Linked DNA regions of Homo sapiens: region 1 is linked to region 2. The links are chromatin loops, found by intact Hi-C in ENCODE. Cell type or tissue: PC-3. All regions are shown on one strand. Links, peaks and the distances in the headings refer to the core of each region. The heading gives the core; the rest is flanking DNA.

What was found. Peaks named below come from ENCODE experiments on the same cell type or tissue, not always from the same donor. Only the 100,000 strongest peaks of a DNase experiment are listed, where the experiment ranks them.
Region 1: it touches region 2 in a loop (2.3-fold over the local background); 2 of 110 quality-filtered maps call a loop at or near these places.

The regions. Positions count from the first base shown.
Region 1 is chr1:53,588,002-53,597,144 of GRCh38, reverse strand. It overlaps GLIS1 (GLIS family zinc finger 1), which reads left to right. Exons shown (of 11, transcript NM_001367484.1): 4 at 2,155-3,037. Among named protein-coding and RNA genes, the nearest start is that of DMRTB1, 130 kb to the right of the region's middle. In PC-3, for the core only: a CTCF peak has its summit at 4,224; a DNase peak (open chromatin) is centred at 4,304.
Region 2 is chr1:53,729,333-53,738,352 of GRCh38, reverse strand. It overlaps GLIS1 (GLIS family zinc finger 1), which reads left to right. Exons shown (of 11, transcript NM_001367484.1): 2 at 247-547. The coding sequence starts at 289. Among named protein-coding and RNA genes, the nearest start is that of GLIS1, 5.3 kb to the left of the region's middle. In PC-3, for the core only: a CTCF peak has its summit at 3,795 (motif pointing right); DNase peaks (open chromatin) are centred at 3,212, 4,132 and 5,152; H3K4me3 peaks cover 3,259 bases; H3K27ac peaks cover 6,175 bases.

The sequences.
Region 1 (9,143 bases), core at 1,144-9,143, 140 kb after region 2:
TTTTATGCATTAATGCTCTCAACCCCCAACTGCCGTTGAGTGGGGAAACTGAGGCTAGAGAGGCTACATAACTAGTTCTGTTCACCAGAACTCTACCTACCCCTCAGCAGAATGTAAATGTTCTCTCAGGGGACTGGTCCACAGACTCCCCTATTGGAAGGGGAGCTGCCCAAGGTCAGGGACCTGGTCTTCCCACTTCTTCAGCATCACCCAGCACAGAGTGAAAAGCATGTTGAGTGAAATCACTGACTTTCCATTCAGACTGCAGTTCCTGAGCCCTCAGAGACATGCGATCTGAGATCCCTGCCTCTCCCCTGAGTCTCTGCTGGAGAAACACTGATTATCCCCATCTCAGCAGCTCCCTTCCAGGGAGCCCTGTCCCTTCCCCTCCCCTCCTGTACCTCATGACTGGAGCTCGGGCTGCTCCAGTTGCAGGGAGCCAGAGATGGAGGGGCTGGAGCTGCAAGGCCATCTTGGGAAACTGAGGGACAGGTGATGACCCCACAGCTCTGGCTGCAGAGAGCCCCAAGACAGTGGTGGTGAATGGCGATAAGAGCTCCCCTCACCCTGCCATCCCCTTCGCAGAGGGCTGTCACGGGGCCATCTCACTCGATCTGGCAGCCATCCTCTGAGGTAGAGAGACTTAGCCCTCATTTTACAGGCAAGGAAACTGAGGTTCAGATGGGATGAGGTGGCGTGGGGTGTCCTAGCCAGACTTCAGGCATAGCACCAGGCTCCCTGTTCTGCCTAGCCAGCCAGGGGGGTGTCCTAACTCTCAGCCCTGCCTCACTTTCCTGACCTTTCCCCTTTTCAGAGTGCTCTGGTGACAGGTAGGCCCTTCCGTCTCTCTCTGCACCTTACCTGGTCCCCCCACTCAGAATGGTGGAAGCTTCAGTGCAGGAATCCCCTTGTGTTATTTAAGCCTGGCCTCCTGCGCAGTGGTGGAGGGAATGTTCCACATGTGGGAGAGGCCCTCTGGGCACCTGTGTACCACCTATGTGGTGAAGACAGCCACCTGGCAAACCCCAGCTGTGCCCACATACACCACCCTCGCTCTCATGGGGAGGATCCTCCTGATGTCCCAGAGGAGGAGAGAGACCCAGGATGGCAAAGGACCTTGCCCACGTTTGCACGGCTGGATGTGGCTGAGCCTGATCTCAAACCCACGTGCTCCCATGGGCTGCCCTGCCTGGCCTGCCCCATGGCTTTTCCCCAAAATCGCAGTTTCATGCAGTCACATTGTGAGGGCCTGAAACCCTGGGACCCCTCAGAAGCTTTTCCTCAGTTCCTCCTGAGACACCCCCACCAGGACTGCACTTCAGACTCCCCCATGCACTGACATTAACAGTGGAAAGGCCAGGCTGCTTGGGGCGAAGTGTCATACAATTAGCATTTGTAGAAGTTAAGCTAGATTACAAAAATTAAGAAAGATTTAAAGGACATGTAAGTGGAATTTAATATACCCTGGACCTGGGTGTTCCTCAAAATGCCAGCCTCAGCCTTCTTCCTGGAGAACTCACTAGAAGGCCACGGAGAGGGAGCAGGGCAGCCCCCTGGGAAGCAGGATGGCGTGGCATCCAGGGCTGGGTGGGGGTGCTGAGCTTTGGTAAAACGATGCAAGGTCCTCCTTCCTGGTGTTCTCACCACATTCACCCTGGAGTGCATGTTATGACCTTGGCTCCCTGCAGCCTCAACCTCCTGGGCTCAAGCAATCCTCCTACCTCAGCCTCCCGAGTAGCTGGGACTACAGGTGCACACCACCACACCTGGCTAATTTGTAAATTTTTTTGTAGAGATGGAGTCTCACTATGTAGCCCAAGCTGGTCGTGAACACTCCTGGACTCAAGCAGTCCTCTTGCCTTGCCTTCCCAAAGTGCTGGGATTATAGGCATGAGCCATTGTGCCTGGCCTCCTGCCTCTTCTTTCCCTCCCCAGCCCTTCTCTTCCTCTCTCTCCCCATTTTCCTTTACACTCTGCTTGTTTTCCAGACAACCAGTCTGTAGGTGCTCTTTCTCTGCCTCTAGCCCTCAGCCTCTGCCTCCTGCCCTGGGCTTGTCCATCCCTTGATCCTCAGCTTCCCTGTCTGCCCCCACCTGAGCCTTCCCTCTGTGGCGAGCCCAGCCTCTCATGACCTCTCTGGGCACTGTCTTCCAGGTCACCTAGACCCCAGGCCACGTATGTGAACGGCAGCCTCCCAACCACACAACACATCAAACAGGAGTCCTTGCCCGACTACCAAGCCATGGCAGAGGCCCGCACATCCCTGTCTGCCCACTGTCGGGGCCCGCTGGCCACTGGCCTGCACCCAGACCTGGACCTCCCGGGCCGAAGCCTCGCCACCCCTGCGCCTTCCTGCTACCTTCTGGGCAGCGAACCCAGCTCTGGCCTGGGCCTCCAGCCCGAGACCCACCTCCCCGAGGGCAGCCTGAAGCGGTGCTGCGTCTTGGGCCTACCCCCCACCTCCCCAGCCTCCTCCTCACCCTGTGCCTCCTCCGACGTCACCTCCATCATCCGCTCCTCCCAGACGTCTCTGGTCACCTGTGTAAATGGACTCCGGAGCCCCCCTCTGACGGGAGATCTGGGGGGCCCTTCCAAGCGGGCCCGGCCTGGCCCTGCATCGACGGACAGCCATGAGGGCAGCTTGCAACTTGAAGCCTGCCGGAAGGCGAGCTTCCTGAAGCAGGAACCCGCGGATGAGTTTTCAGAGCTCTTTGGGCCTCACCAGCAGGGCCTGCCGCCCCCCTATCCCCTGTCTCAGTTGCCGCCTGGCCCAAGCCTTGGAGGCCTGGGGCTGGGCCTGGCAGGCAGGGTGGTGGCCGGGCGGCAGGCGTGCCGCTGGGTGGACTGCTGTGCAGCCTATGAGCAGCAGGAGGAGCTGGTGCGGCACATCGAGAAGAGCCACATCGACCAGCGCAAGGGCGAGGACTTCACCTGCTTCTGGGCTGGCTGCGTGCGCCGCTACAAGCCCTTCAACGCCCGCTACAAGCTGCTCATCCACATGCGAGTGCACTCGGGCGAGAAGCCCAACAAGTGCATGGTGAGTTCCCACCGGCCGCCAGGCCTCACCCCAGCCCCTCTGGCAGAGCAGCACTCACCCCAGTGCCCCAGGAGAGGCCGCCTGGGACTCCGTCCTCTGGGCTGGCTGAGATCCCTGTGGTTGAGGAGGAAAGGACCCATGCTGTGGATGTGGCCCCTGGTCAAGACGGTCAGTGCCCCTGTCACTGGGAACCGTGGCAGAGGGGCCCTCATACTCACTAGGTGCCCAGTCCCCCACCCTGAGGCATTAGATATATCTTAGCACGCCACAGGGCCCGGGGCTGTGTGCACATGCGATTGGAAAAACAGGCGTGGCCAGCCTCTTCTTTCATGTGTTTGTGCTCCATGTCCCATCTGCTGGTGGCCAAATGAGATGTGGAGAACATACTCTCCTCCAGCGCTGGGCCCTCACCACCACCCATCCCAGTGAGGTTCCCTGGGCCTTCTAGTGCTGCCTACAGCCTTGGCTTCCACCAAGGAACAGTGGGGCCTAACAGGCACCCGGCTCGAGAGCTGCAGGTCCCCAGGGCAGGGTTTGGGCTGGGGCCCAGGGTTACTAGCTAAGGCCCTGGGTAGTACCAGTAGCGTTCTTCCTGGAGTTGAGACAGGTTTCTGGCACTAGCATTATGTGTACATGCGCACGTGCACACACACATGCATGCACGCGTGCACACACACGCGCATATTAACTGTGAGTACTCAGGCCTCCAGCCCTTGTGATGGATCATTTCTGTGACAGGTCATTTCTGCCCCGTCTGTGGGGAATACTGTATCAGAGGCTAGGAGCACTCCCTGATACACTCAGCCTAACTGCTGTGCTACCTCCGAGGCACAGCCAGCCCACTAGGAGAGGTGCCTGCCCAGAAACGGCAGAGCTGGACCTCAGGGTGTGCTTGGTGTTGAGAAGCATGGGCCACCAGGGCCACTGCCCAGCCCGCCCAGCCATCAGGACAGCAGCATGGCTGGTGTGCTGGGGCTGGTGCCATAGCTAAAGTCAAGCTGTTTCACACTTGGACTTGTGCAAGTGTCAAACACTGTCATTGGACACCCACTCATGGAGCACTTGGTCTGGGAAGGGGCATAGTGTCCCCATTCAGAGCCCAGGGTGACATTGTAGGGGCCAGGAAGGAGGCAGGACACATTGGCAATCAGCAGCATAAACTCCGTCCTCCTGGGGCAAGGTGCTTGCCCTTGGGCCCCACCTACCTGTGGAGCTGGGAGCTGGGCGTCGGACAGGATCTGCTTCTGCAGCTTCAGGAGGCTGGGTCTTGAAGGAGGAGAAAGAGTTTGCTTTGTAAACAAGTGAGCAGCAGTGAATGGCCTGTGCCAAGGGGAGGCAGGAGGAGGGAGCTTGTGGTTAGCATTCTGGTGTGTGGAGCAGTGGTGGGGAGAGTGCATTGGACAGGCTGAGACTTTGACTTTATCTTGTGCCTTTGGGCTGAGAGGATGCTGGAAGGAGGCCTGGTGGCTGGGCCAGCCCCTGGCGATGCTCTGGCTTGTTTGGGGTCCTGTGACACATGCCCCTGCCTAGGAGTTGACCAATAGACAGCGCGCAGGCCAGGCCAGGGCTGCTGGGAGACAGCTGGGCCCCCATATCTCCCCGAGACCCTGGAGCTGACAGCTGCTGAGCCACAGTTCTCCTTCACATATTCTCTTTTATGGGTGAGTCTGTGGGTGCCTGTGGGGGCCGAGGTGGAGGCTCTGTGACCCGAAGGAACCTTGACAAGACTCCACAGGACACTGGCTTACACCTGGCTTCTGCCTGTGGTTAGTGGTCTTCTCACAGTGGGGCCTCTGTGTGGAATCACGGCATCCAGAAGAGTATCTGTGTTGGAAATTTGGGAAGTCAGAGAGGATCTAGCCCTTCCCCGCCCACTTTCTAGCTTGGGAAACAGGGCCCAGCGAGGGGTCAGAGGGGCCTGGGTTACTCAGTGCAGACTCAGGGTCTCTCTCTCTGCGGCCAGGCTGCCAGGATCTCACTTGATTCCACAGACTTCACAGGACACTGGCTTACACTGGCTGAGGCCTGGTTCTGGGGACCCAGACCTGGACCTCCCATGGCCCTTGCCCTGGGGACACTCATGCTCAGAGATGGGTGGGAGATGAGTGGCAGGTCCTGGGATGGAGTTTGCATAGTCCCAGGGAGGGAAGGCCCAGAAGGGCTTCATGGAGGAGGTGATATCAAGCTGTGTCTACACTCACCTATCAGTATTGTTTAATCCTTACAAGTCCTGTAAAACCAAGGGTTTTTACAAATGAAGAAACAAAGGTTGGGTGGGGTCTGGCTGGCCTTCCACTTGCTCCCATGAGAACACTTGGTCTTGCCTCTTCCAGGGTTTAGGATTGTGGTGATGATAATACCAGCAAGCAGCTTCCAAGTACAGACTGTGTGCAGGTGCTATTCTAAGTGACAACTCCACCTGGTCCTCAACACAATGCTGTGGGGTAGATACTGTGAACCCCCATTTTACAGATGAGGAAACTGAGGTTCAGGAAGATTGCATAATTTGCCCCAGGTCACACAGCTAGTTGGAAACAATAACAACAGTTATAATAAGAATAGAGGCTAAGAATGATAATGGTAATAAAAATAACTTGCTAAGGGTTACACAGCTAGTAACCATTGGAATGGGACTCGAGCCTACATCTTTCCAAACTGCAATGCTCTTGTTTGTGTAGCTCTGCTAAACTGACTATTCTCTGGGCTTTAGGGCCGGCCCCACTGGGTGTCACCATCTGGAGACAGCAGCAGTGATCTGGGCTTCGGAGGCTTGTCAGAGCCTCCCCTGGCCTCCTCTTGCCTGCGGTGGGGTGGGCGTGCTCCCTCTCCTCCATGATGCTGGCACAGTGGGTAACCCAGGGGAAGGGGTGGGCCTCAACCAGCACCCAGATAAGTAAAATCTCCCTTCCCTGTAAAATTATTAATTTTTCATGACAGGCCTCTGCTACCATGCACTGTAATAGACAAAGGAATTTTGGACCCAGAGCCTCTGGAGAACAGGAAATAGATGAGACATTTTGATTGAAGAGTAAATGGCCCACTAAAATAGCAGTTAATCCTTTTATTATCTTTCCAGCAGCCGTTTCCACAGTTCTTTCATGAGGTAAGCCTCCCCCATCCCATCCCACTGGAACACTCCCATTCTCGCAGCTGGCTTACATTTAGCCAGCGGAGCCTCTGCTCCGGCACCAGGCAGGCCTCAATGTGCTGAGAGGAGCCCAGCTCCCCTCTGCCTGAGCATCTTAGTCCTTAGGCCAGGCCTGGGACTAGGGACTTGCTGGACCCCCAAGGTCAATGGCATCACCATCCCCCACCCTGCCCTCTGCACGGCCCATCCATGCTGTCCAGAGGAAGCTCCCTAATCTTTTTGCAATATCCTGTTATGTTTCTTACGTTGCCCGAGTTGTCTCAGCCTTATTAAATGTGGTGCTTCATCTGTGTTACGATAACAAGGTTACCCGTCCAACCCAAATACTGACGCGACGACTCCAAGACATTAACTTTGAACAGATTAATTTCATGCTTTCTTAGGTTGGTTCTCCCAGACGGCCGGAATTCTGATTGTCTGCGACTGCAGAAATTAGCAGACTGTAGCTTGCTTTTCTCCACATCAAGAAGGAGAGAGGCAGAGTGAAAAAGGAAAAGTCATGACAATGCCCTTCTCTACCTTGGGTTTTATAAAACAACAATAGGCATGAGAAGAGTCCCTTACTTTGGTGAAGAGTTTTACCAAAGCTGTGAGCACGGTCCGGAAGGCATGTGCAGAGGTGAAAAGCCCAGGTCTGGAGTCCCACAGACCTGGGACCCAGCCTGGTTTAGTCACTTGGCAGCTGTGTGACCTCGTGCTGGTGACTTACCCTTTCTGAACTACAGCATACTCGATTGTAAAATGGAGTAATAATAGTACTTGCCTTTTAGGGTTGTTGTGATTAGGGATAAAAGAGATGATGTAAGGGAGGGTGCTTGCTTCCCCATCACACTCCAGCATTGATCTCAGGTGATGTGTACAGTAGCCCTGGGGCTTAGGGCAGGGTTATTTACAGCTGATTTACAGATGAAGAAACTGTGGCTCAAAAGAGCCAGTCAATGGGTGGCAGAGCCTGGACTTGAGACTGTAGCAGCCTCTGCTGTCAGTAGGGTGGGAAGGGCAGTATGTGGGTGGTTGCTTTGGGCAGGGCAGGCACTCTGTCCTTGCCATTCGATATCTACCAGGGATCCCTGATTCTTTGCATCTTGTTCATTGACAGTCATTTGCAGATCACCTTCTCTGAGTCAGACAGTGTCTGCTCAGGGGGCATGGAGCTAGGCTGGGGCAGCTGGACCTGTGGCATAGGAGGCCCATGCGTGTCCTCCCAGTCCTCATGAGCTGCTGGAGTCTCGGGCCGGGTTTTCATCCTGCCCAGCTTCCTCTGGCCACTGCAGCTGCACTGGCCACTGGTCTCCATTCCTTACGCCCCTCTCCACTGTTTGCCAGTCTGTCCCAGGTGCCTCTGAATCTAGGGCCAGAGAAATCAATCTGGTTGAAAGCTGAGTATTACGGATTGGCCTTAACTAGCCAAGGAACTCAGAACACAAGCCACCTGGCTGGACCTGCCGGGAGGGCCTTGCCCTCCTAGCCTGGGCCAAACTCACGGTCATTCCCCATAATCCTGGGGCTTCTGGCTTTCCCTTTTGCCTTGCCCCAAACCTTTACCCCCCTCCGCCAGCCCCTGAGAAACAAAATCCTGGGTGCTGGGAGGGGCGGGGGAGCTAAAGGGAGTTGCTCCTTACTGAGATTCAGAGATGGTTTTATCCTGGCTCAATGCAAGCCATTCCCTATCTGTTGTTTTGACCTCCTAGCTGGGCATGGTGGTACATGCCTGTAGCCCCAGCTACGTGGGAGGCTGAGGCAGGAGGATCACTTGGGCCAGGGAGTTTGAGGCTATAGTGAGCTATGATCACACCACTGCACTCCAGCCTGGGTGACAGAGCATGACCCTGTCTCAAAAACAAAAACCTCCGAGGCCCAGAGAGGCCAAATCACTTCTCAAGATCACACAGTCTGCCAAGTGGCAGGAGGTAGATACCAACCATATCTGCTGACCTGCCCAACCAGTGTTAACTGGAGAGAGATTTGATTGGGGTTCTGGGCTCATATCCCATGGGATATCCTGAGGGAGAAGAGAATTAATATATTCTGAAACTTACCATGGCCAGCCATGAATTACCATGCCCATTTTACAGAAGAAGAAACTGTATGTTTCTGAAGTTCGCAGGCAAAATGGCTTGCTCTGTATGACCTGCCTCAGCTGCCTGGCCCATTCTAATGGGACACACCGCCTTCTACTCATCTACTTTTGCCCAACCTCTTCCTTCAGAAGAACAGTCACCTCTGTGCTTTTCAAATCACAGTGGGTGGAGTCCCTGTGCATCTGCTGCCTTCTGCCCCCTGCCCAACATCTTGAGACCAGCCCTGTGGGCTTGAGCATTTTAAGGCCAGCACACACCCCTCACCCATTGCAACATCTGAAGCTCATCCCAGGGAATTACCCAGGATCCTGAAATGGATGAGTGGCAGGTCGGCCAGTTCATCCCATCACATACAGACAGAGAACAGGGAAGACAGACCCAGAGAGGGTGGTCAGGGGCCCAGGACTGCACAACAAGTATGCATCAGTGGGCAGGGAAAGTTCCCTGAAGGGGCTGATAATCGAAAGTTGGGGAAGGTTTAGGCTGTGGGAAAGTGACCCTCCAATTAGGAAAGAATTATTCCCCTGAAACACTTGCCTTGCTTTGGTGTGCCAGGCCTCGTGCTAGGAGCTGGGGGTGCAGAGATGAAGATGTTGTGATGTGAGACTTCTGGCACTGTGGGAAGAACACTGCTTTTGAATCTTGTGATATTATTGCTGGATGATGGAGACAGGGAGGGGAGCCAGGAGCTGAGGTTTTGCAGCCTGGCTTTATAAGCTTGGCCAGGTTGATCAAGTGGGACAAGATCATTATTGAGACGCTTGTTGGGCGATTTTCAGTTTATGTAGTGCTTCCACGTGCATGATCTCAGCCCTCAAAATATTCATGGAGACTGGAATTATGATCCCCATTTTATAGATGGGGAAAGGACAGTCCA
Region 2 (9,020 bases), core at 1-8,000:
ATGCGCCGCGGCGCGGGGGCCTGGGGTCCTCCCCACACCAGGGAAGGGCGAACCGCTCCTGAGCGAGGGGGCTTTTGCGTGGAATCAGGTGGGTTTGACCTCTGATTGGGCTAGGTGTCGTGGTGCTAACCTATGTTAAAGACGCGCAATCCACCGAAGGGGCAGTGACCTGCTCAAACTCGGCCCCGGGACAATACGGGGGCCGCTTTCCGCATTCTAACTGGCTGTGCTGTCTCCCCTCCCCAGGAGCCCGGCGCGACCCCCAGCCGTGCGCCCCGCCCCGGCGCCATGCATTGCGAGGTGGCTGAGGCACACTCGGACAAGAGGCCTAAGGAGGCCCCTGGTGCGCCCGGCCCCGACCGCGGCCCCGCCAGCCTCGGCGCGCACATGGCCTTCAGGGTCACCGTGAGTGGCGGCGGCTGCGGGGACAGGGGCCCGCGGGACCTGCTAGCCCGGCCGCCTGCGCCGCCACCGCGCGCCCACGACCTCCTCCGGCCCCGCAGTCCCCGAGACTACGGTCCATCCAAGGCCGCCGCCGCCGGGAAGGGTGAGTTCGGCCCTGCCAACGTGCCTGGCGGCTCCTGTGGAGATTCGGGCTGCCCGGCGTCGCCACCGCGTGCTCGGGAGAGCTTGGTGGAACTTTCTTCGGAGTTCCTCAGTTTCTCTCTTATTGTTTGGGACTAGCTTGTCAGTGTGAAAGTATGCCTGCTTTGCGAAGCATCTAATTTAAATTCAATTAGCCCCGTTTGGGGAAATGTGTTTATAGAAAGCTCTCAGCTTACATAATTTTGCTTCTGTGTGTTTCTGATAAAGCTTGCATAGAAACTTGTCAAAATTTTATTATACATGAGGGCGAATAGCAACGCATATATTGGTATCTGTTTCTGAGCAGCTCAAGGCATAGTTTGAAGTATTTCAATCTCCTCAGCTGACAAAACCCAGAGGCCTTTAGCAAGACCCCTCTCCTTTTGGGACCTCAGTTTCCCCATCTGTCAAGTGAGGAATTAATTAAACCAGATGATTTCTGGATTCCTGATGGAAAATTTTCTGCATCAGCAATCCAGCCTAGTCACGTCCTAACTTAAACATGGCTTTTCTGTACTTGGTGCTTCGGCAGCCTAGTCTTGGGTCACAAGCTCCTTGGCAAGTCCCTTCGTCCCCCAGTGAAGCTGGCCACGGGAAGGTGGGGGTCCCAGTATGGCTTATGGGCTCAAAGTCGGAGATGGTGCTGGGATTTTCAGGAACATGCTCTTCTCATCACAGTTAATTATTATTGAGTCATTATTTATGAGTTTCGTGCTGACAGATAATTAACCAGGAATTGGAGAAATTGTTAAGATGCTGTGTCCTCGTCCTCCCCCCTTTTTTTTTCCCTTAGGGGAAACCAAGGCTTTGGGGTTTGACTATATCTGCATTTGGAACCTCTTGGTTCTCATTCCAGATGATTCTCAAGGAAGACAAAAACAGTTTGGGTTTTACGGTTATAGGCATCACTTCCTAGCATCAGCCTCACAACTCGGAAGGGGTAGGCAGCCTACTTTTAGAGTTGAGAGCTCCTTGTGGATCAAAAACACCCAACTCCCTGGTTCAGGGATTAGTAAAATGAAATAAACATAAGTAGTTTTTTTCTTTTTTGAAGAAAACACTTGACTTTGTAAGAGAGAACTACTTCTCATCTCCTTGTTTTAGATGCCAGCCTCTTTTTCAAGGGATAGAGATAATATTTTAGAAGGACAGATACAGTGGGGAGGGGCGGGAAATGCCTGCTGAGTGTTATTGCTGGAATACACACATATGAGGTCTCTTTTACCAGAGAGGAGCGCTGCGCAGCGAGACATGAGTAATGTTTGCTGCCGGGAGCTCCCTGGCTTGCCCCGCTCCATACACAATCCTCCCTTAAATAGATACCCTCCTGCAACGTTCTGTGTTTAAAAAAATCATGGCTGTCCTCTGAAGATCGAGTTCTCTGCAGACCTAGCAAACAGCTCTCCCGAACATAATCTTTGTTCCACGCTATGGTGAGACCTTTCACCTGGGGGCTTTGTGTACGATCTTCCTACTTCCATTCCCCCTAACCCCAGTTATTTTTACGCACGCCCCCAAACATGTCCAAAATAAAAGATCTTTAAGTCAGGATTCCATTTGGAAAGGGCAGAGGAGAATAAAGGGATGGGAGGAAGAGCCTCTTTCTTTGTACCTTAAGCTGGTCTCTCTGGTGAAGCTTTTTTCCAAGAGGTTTCACAACTTTTCTTCATAGCCTCCCAGTGAGGCTGTTGTGGTGGGATGTATCCCACTCATTTGAAGGGTGAGGAAACTGAGGCCTGAAGGTGGGAAAGTGTTTGGTATGTGTAGGGCAGTGGTTAGGGAAGCCACAGCTCTGGCCTAACCTGGCCTAGGGAGAAAGGGAAGGCTCAGGGTCCTGGGCTTGGAGAGGTTTCCCTGCTGGCCTCTGTGTTGCTATAGGCAAGCTTTTCCTCACAGTGCAGTCACCAAGTGGCCCGAGACAAACCCAGCTTTCCCCCAGTTCTTCAGCGTCCTTAAAAATGCTGCGAGGAAACGGCACCTTCTTACTGCCCCTACTCCCACCGAAATAGTCCCAGACCATGTAACCCTTTGAATATTTGGTGTCTAGCTCCAAGTTCTCAGGCTTATTGGAAACAGACAGAAATACCAATTGAAAAATATGTATTGACTGTGCTGGGAATTGTGAGACCCCACCATCTATGATCTGTGGCACTTGGGGGAATCGATTTTACTCTTCTGAGCCTTTGGTTCCTTCGTTTGTAAATTTACCCTGAGACTTAATTCGCAAGACTGATGAGATCATTAGTGATAAAGAATGTGCAAGGGCCACCTCAGTGCCTGGTTATTTTTAGGATTACTACTGTAACCTGTTTCACATTCTCAACCTCTGGGTTTTCATTTGCGTGAGAGGTAATGGTGCCTACCTTGCAGGGTAAATAAAACAAGAGTTGTAAGAATGCCTTATAAGCTAAAAAGGTAGAAGGAGGCACTTTTATTAATTCGTGCAGGGCCCATGCAAGGGTCAGTGACACTTGAGATAAAGGGGACAGAGTGAGAAGGAAGCAAGGTTACATTTTTAAAATGCTGAATGTGAAGGGTGCTAACTGTGGTGTGCTAGCCAGGGGAGGCTGAGAGGTGCCAAGCTTCAGGTCTTTTGTGGCCACAGCTGCCCAGTGACCGGAGAGAAGACAGTATGGCTCAGCCTGGGGTCAGGTTTCAGATGCTCTGCCGCCTGCCTCAGACAGTCCCTAAGCAGAGGAAGAGAGTGGGTTCTTGAACCTAGTAGTTTATCCATAAATGTCTGGGGCCTGTGTATTTGATCTGGAATCGGGAGGCACTGGGATGGTGTGATGTCATGGACTAACATTGTCATCATTTACAATAAGAATCATGATCTGTTTATGGCAGAGTCCCGTTTATCCAGATTCCAAACAGCTGGAAAAGCCAAATTGCCAGATGCTGCATTTTTCTTTCCTATTATTAAACACCCGACACTCTGCTTTTATAAGTCCTGACAAGGAAAGAAGGTAAACATCTGGGCTTTATGCAGGCGGACAGCTTTGTGGTGATGGCCTGATGACGCTTGTTCTCTGTGCACGGTGCTTTACAGTGTTCAGAGCGTGTTCCCACACATCCTCTTGTCTGCCCTCACGCCAGCTGGGCTCTGCCTGCCTTGGGGGCTCTTGTGAGGGAGCAGATGTAGAAGTCTGTAAAGTGCTGGGCAGATACTGGCTGTTATTAATGTGATTCCCATTTTATAGATGCAGACATTAAGGTTCAGGGATTTGCTCAAAGCTGCAGACAGTAGGTGGCAGTTTCCAGGCTTCCAGCTGCAAATATTTGATTCTGGTTCCACAACTTGTACCTTCTACATGTGTGTGTTGGCGGCCGAGAGCTGGCATTCACACGAAGGCCTTCTGAACGTTCCCAGAGAATTTAAAAATGTCTTTTGCTTTTGGTATTTCTACTGTCTCACATCTTTGGGAATTGGTAACTAGTATCTATGCCATAGTTAGAAAACTTTATAGTTTACCACATGATTCCATTTGTCCAGAGTTGCTGTTCCCACACCAAACCAGATAATGAGGTCACTATTTAATTTACAGTGACTCACTGGGCCCTTTCACTGTGTACTGAGACTGGATGCATCCTTGCAATAAAAAAGAGGTTGATCACGACAAATGTGAACCCCGCCGTTATAAAAACAGCCATCATGGCTGTAAATGCCAAAAAGCAGTCAGTCTTGTAACTTGAAAAAAAAAAAAAAGGAATTGTAGATTGTGCGCATGGACTCGGAGTGGGGGCGGTGGACAGTAAGTCATGATGTTTTGGTGGTACCACCTGGTTGAATTTCTTCATCTGAATAAGAAGCTCCTGTGATGTTCTGGGGAGGCCTTGGAAGGCTAGCGCATCCCTCATAGAAAGGTATGAGTGACTTTTAAAGCATTTCTCCCCTCCGGCTCCGGTGGGCAATTTGCTTGCATTTCATCCATTTTAAAGTGCTGGTCCTGCGATCCGGAAATAATCAGATCCAAATTTTTTCAGTGCATGAAGTTTCAAATAAGGGGGAGAAAAACCTGCTGGCCAAATGTCAGGCTCAGTGAGACAAAGAGAAACAAGTATGTGTGTGGGTAAAAAATGAGATAGGAACATGTTGCGTCTACAGTCATAAGAGTTATGTATCCGACAAATCTTTTATAGACATGTAGCGGAAATATAATTCCCAAAGATTCCCTAAGAATCTCGGGCGGCTAGAATTCCTCTTCCCTTCCTGCCTCTCAAGCTTTCTAGAAGCTAGGACTCTGTGGGCAAAATGGCAAGGGGACCATCACGTGAGATCGTAATTTAATTTAGGCTTAGTTGTTTCTGAGTAGTTTACCTGTAGCGTGCTTAGCTGGACTGAGGTCTGCAGAGCTTCAGAGCTGTGGAATCACATCGATAGTCTATGTTGCTCCATCTGTGATTTAAAAATGTAAATTTCTTTATATGCTATGATTTTTCTTCATCCTTCTTTTTCTGAAAAACAAAAAACAAAAAACAAAATGAACCTCATCTCAGAGTTACTCATCTCCCTGCGTTTCATTTGCGTGAGAAGCTTAGTGAGCCAGCACACTTATTTTTACAGTGCGTTAAAATCCCATTACAGGCATAAGTGCACAATGAATCACTTAAAAAAATATATTCTTATGTTCTTTGTTCTGAATGTTGCATAATTATCATCATTTTCTTCGGTTTTACTTTGTGGAGTTTGGCCAGTATCCTGGAAGAGGGGAGAAACTAAAGTTTGGGACAGGGTTTTCAATCTGTTTTGGATAGGATTAGGGGAAAAAATAACAAACAAATAAACTTTATTGGGAAGTCGACCAGTGACTATCGCTGAGGATAATTTCCCTTCCTTCTCTCAATTGTCTTGGAAAAGAATTCTGTTTTCAACACGATGTGGTAGTATTTCAGCAACCTCACCTTACATATACGGTTATATTCAAAGTTAAATTATAATGTGTGGTTTGTTATTTTTTTTTTTTTAATATAGATTTCCGTTGCAATTATTTTGGACCTAGAGAATTGTGTGGTTTCTTTTGGTGGGGGGTAGTTTATTTTTATATTTAAAGAAACAAAGACATTCAGTTCAAGGGGGAGAAGAAATGAAACAAAGTTTGCAGTGGGCTTTGAAAACTTGGACTGCATTATGCAAAAAGCACAGCTGTAATACCAGGGCCAGGAAAAAAGACCAAACTCCTGAAATATTTGTGCTGCTCGCCTTCACTGTGCTAATGATTCTAGCAGTTTAAAAACGGACTTCTTGTTTATCAGCAGCCACTGCCCAAATTAATAGTTTACAATGAAAAAAAAAAAAAAGCTTTCAGCATTGGAAGCAAAGTCCAGGGACTGACAGCTGAGTTACTGAGTAAGGAAAGCAGAAAAGAGGGGGAAAAGTAGTTTTGTGGCTACTTTGGTCTCCCAAAGCCATATTTATAAGAAACTGAAAGAAAGCCGAAGGCTGGGCTGGGTAGGGGTGGAGAGAATACAACCCTAACCCAGTGGTCTCAGAGTTGAAAGTCACTTAAAGCATGTTTTCTTCTTTTGCCCTTTTTCCCCCTTAAACTCCAAAGGATTATTCCTTCAGTAGGTTTCCGGTGGATCGAGGCGGATCGTGTTAGCATTACGAGCTGTGTTTTTAAAGTTAGCATTTGAGTCAGATGCGCTGAGAAGAGACCTTTAGTCTGTTAACTGAATAACGCATTTCCTGGATGGCCTGAATTTATTTGGTGGTTATGGTTGGGCCTGCCTGGAGCTAACACATGAGCCATTGTGTAGCATCTTTGCAAGTGGGCCGTGCCCTGTGCTTTGAGCCTTGGTTTTCCCATCTGTAAAATGGAGAGCAGTTCAGTTGGATGATCCATAGTCCCTGCCTGCTGATACTCCAGGATTCCACACTGACTGGGCTGGGAAGGTTTGGAAGGATCTGGGGTGTAGGAAGAGGCCACTTTTGTCTCAGACCAGGTTATACACTGGAACTCTTGACTGCTAAAGATGAACACAGAAAGAATGGGGAAGAGGGAGGTCAACTAACCTTTAGTGAGCGGCTGTTCTGTGCCAGGTGAGATGCTTTAGAGACGTGATCACATTTAATTATGCCCAGCAGCCCTAGGAAGAAAGGAGGCACTGTTCTAATTTTAAAGATGGGGGGACTGAGGCTTGGAAAGGCAAAGTGATTTGTCCAAGGTTGTGCATGTAGTAAGCAACAGAGCCTGGAATTTGAACCCAGGTCTGTCTGACAGCAGAGCCAGTACTTTCCTCTGAAAATACACCACTCTCCAGGACCAGCTTCTTAAACCCAGGCGGCTGGGAAGGAGAGGATGCGGCTCTAGAGAGCTGCGCGCCCCCAAGGAAGCCCAAAGGAAGGCAGCAGGAGGCTGCAGGGGGCCCAGACAGCCACATCCCAGAGCACCCCTTTCTCAGTCTCAGCCAACAGGCTGAGGTGCGACTTACAGGGGATACTCTGCCTCCGTAGGGCACTGCTCCTCTCCCCCTGCAGAACTAGGGAAAGGAGAATGTTCCCAGTGACTCAGGATCCTCAGGAATCTGGGGTCTGGAAAAAGACTCTCTGAGGCCATGGAGGGGGCCCCTAGGAGGGACCGCTTCTCAGAAGCAGTGGCAACTCCCGTCCTGACTGGTTATTGCAGGTAGTAGTCCCTGTCTGAGTCTTTCTTGCCATATGGGGAGATTCCTTGCCAAGGCCCCGGTCGTAGTCTCCCCTCTATGGCTTTCAAAGACATCTGTTGGACGAGAATTCCTCAAGATCCCCACCATGCCTGGTTATAGAATACGTGCTTCCCCAAGCATGTTGGCTCAGGGATCTATTAAACAATTATTTCTTGTTAAACACTTGGTGGGATGAAGTAGGGCTTGGGAGGGAGAACAGGCTGGGGATCAGAGTGAACTTGAGAGTTTGCTTGTGAGAAATGGGTCTTTTGTGTCAAATGATGAATGAGCTAGATGACCCCCCCTATGGAAGGTAAAGGTCCCACGGCTGGTTGCATCTGTGGCCTTGCACGTGCATTCATGAGAATGTGTACATTCTCAGGGAGTCATACTGATTCTGAAGATGGACTTGCAGGAGCCGTTCTGGTCCGAGGTGTTTTTGCCTTCCTACGTGCCGCTGTGTCTGAAGGGGAGTGAATGAAGTACAAGGGATGGCCCTGCCTGCCGTACAGCCCAGCCTGTTCCTATTTGTGTCTTTTTAGCAACCAGATTACTCTTTTAGATGTTACCTTTGTTTTTAAATAACAGGTTTGCTAGAAATCAGGCTTTAGCAAGAAACCAGGGAGTACTATAAACCTGACTTGAAAAATACAGATCCCATTTGCTGTTTTAAGCTCTCCGGAGGACTGGAGATTGGGTTTATTTTGGAACGCTGCTGGACTATATGAATTACTTCTCAGAGGGTTGGGTATTTAATACCTAGTAGAAGTTTGTGTAAGAGTTGATGATGTATTTTGCCAACTTTCCAACCCTGTAAATAAATTACACGTGCCGGCAGAGGTTGCCAGGATCCACTGTGTCAGTTGGAGCTTAATTTTTATCCTAAACCACCGAATACTTTTGTCCTAGCAAGCAGAGAAAGTTACGGAGTTTTTTGCTTGTCACTGGGCCCATCCCAAGACGACGGTTTAAAGAGCCTGAGAATAGGCCTCCGCGGAGTCACTGATTTTGACACCGTTTTCGGTGGTTAAGTAGCTTCAGCAGTCTCAAGTCCAACCCTCAAGGCAGAGAATGATAATATAATTTTAAGCATATCGTAAAAATGAAACTCAATCACTTCCACTCCCCAAACCTGTCTCACTCCCCATCTCTCTGGAGAAAACGGCTGTAATTGTGTGTTTAATCTCAAGACTGCCTTTGCATTTTATCTTATTTGAGTGCAAAGCCCAGGTAATATCGTGGCATTTCCAGCGCGAAACAAAATAGGGTTTCTAATTTGGAGACACTATTAAATATTTCATGCTTCAACCAAACTCAATTCTTTTTTCCTATAATAAGTTTAAATATTAATTCTCTGGAATGTCAGATGCCTAAAGCAAAGCATTTAGTGATCTGCAGTTTCAAGTATCTCGAAGAAGGTTTATGAAACAGGATATTTCACTGGGAGGGATGAGTAGTGTGCTTCAGAGATATGTGAATTCAAGGCATCGTCTTCTGATTTATTTTTTAAAGGGAAAAGGTCATAAAATAAGTTGCTTTATGTGCTGATGGATTAAGTGGCTTAGGCTGAAATAACAGCAGGAACTTTACTATTTTTCCCTGTTTTAACAATGCTTTTTGGGGGAGGGGGGTGGGTCTTTTTCCCGCCTGCTTGTCTCCTCCCTCCGTACCCCCCGTCAACCCCAGCCAGATGGCTTTAATTCTAACCAAATCCCACGCTGAGGCCAAATGATTGATCAAACAGTCATTTGTACTTACGGAGCGCTCTTTGTGAGAATATCTCTGTGCTA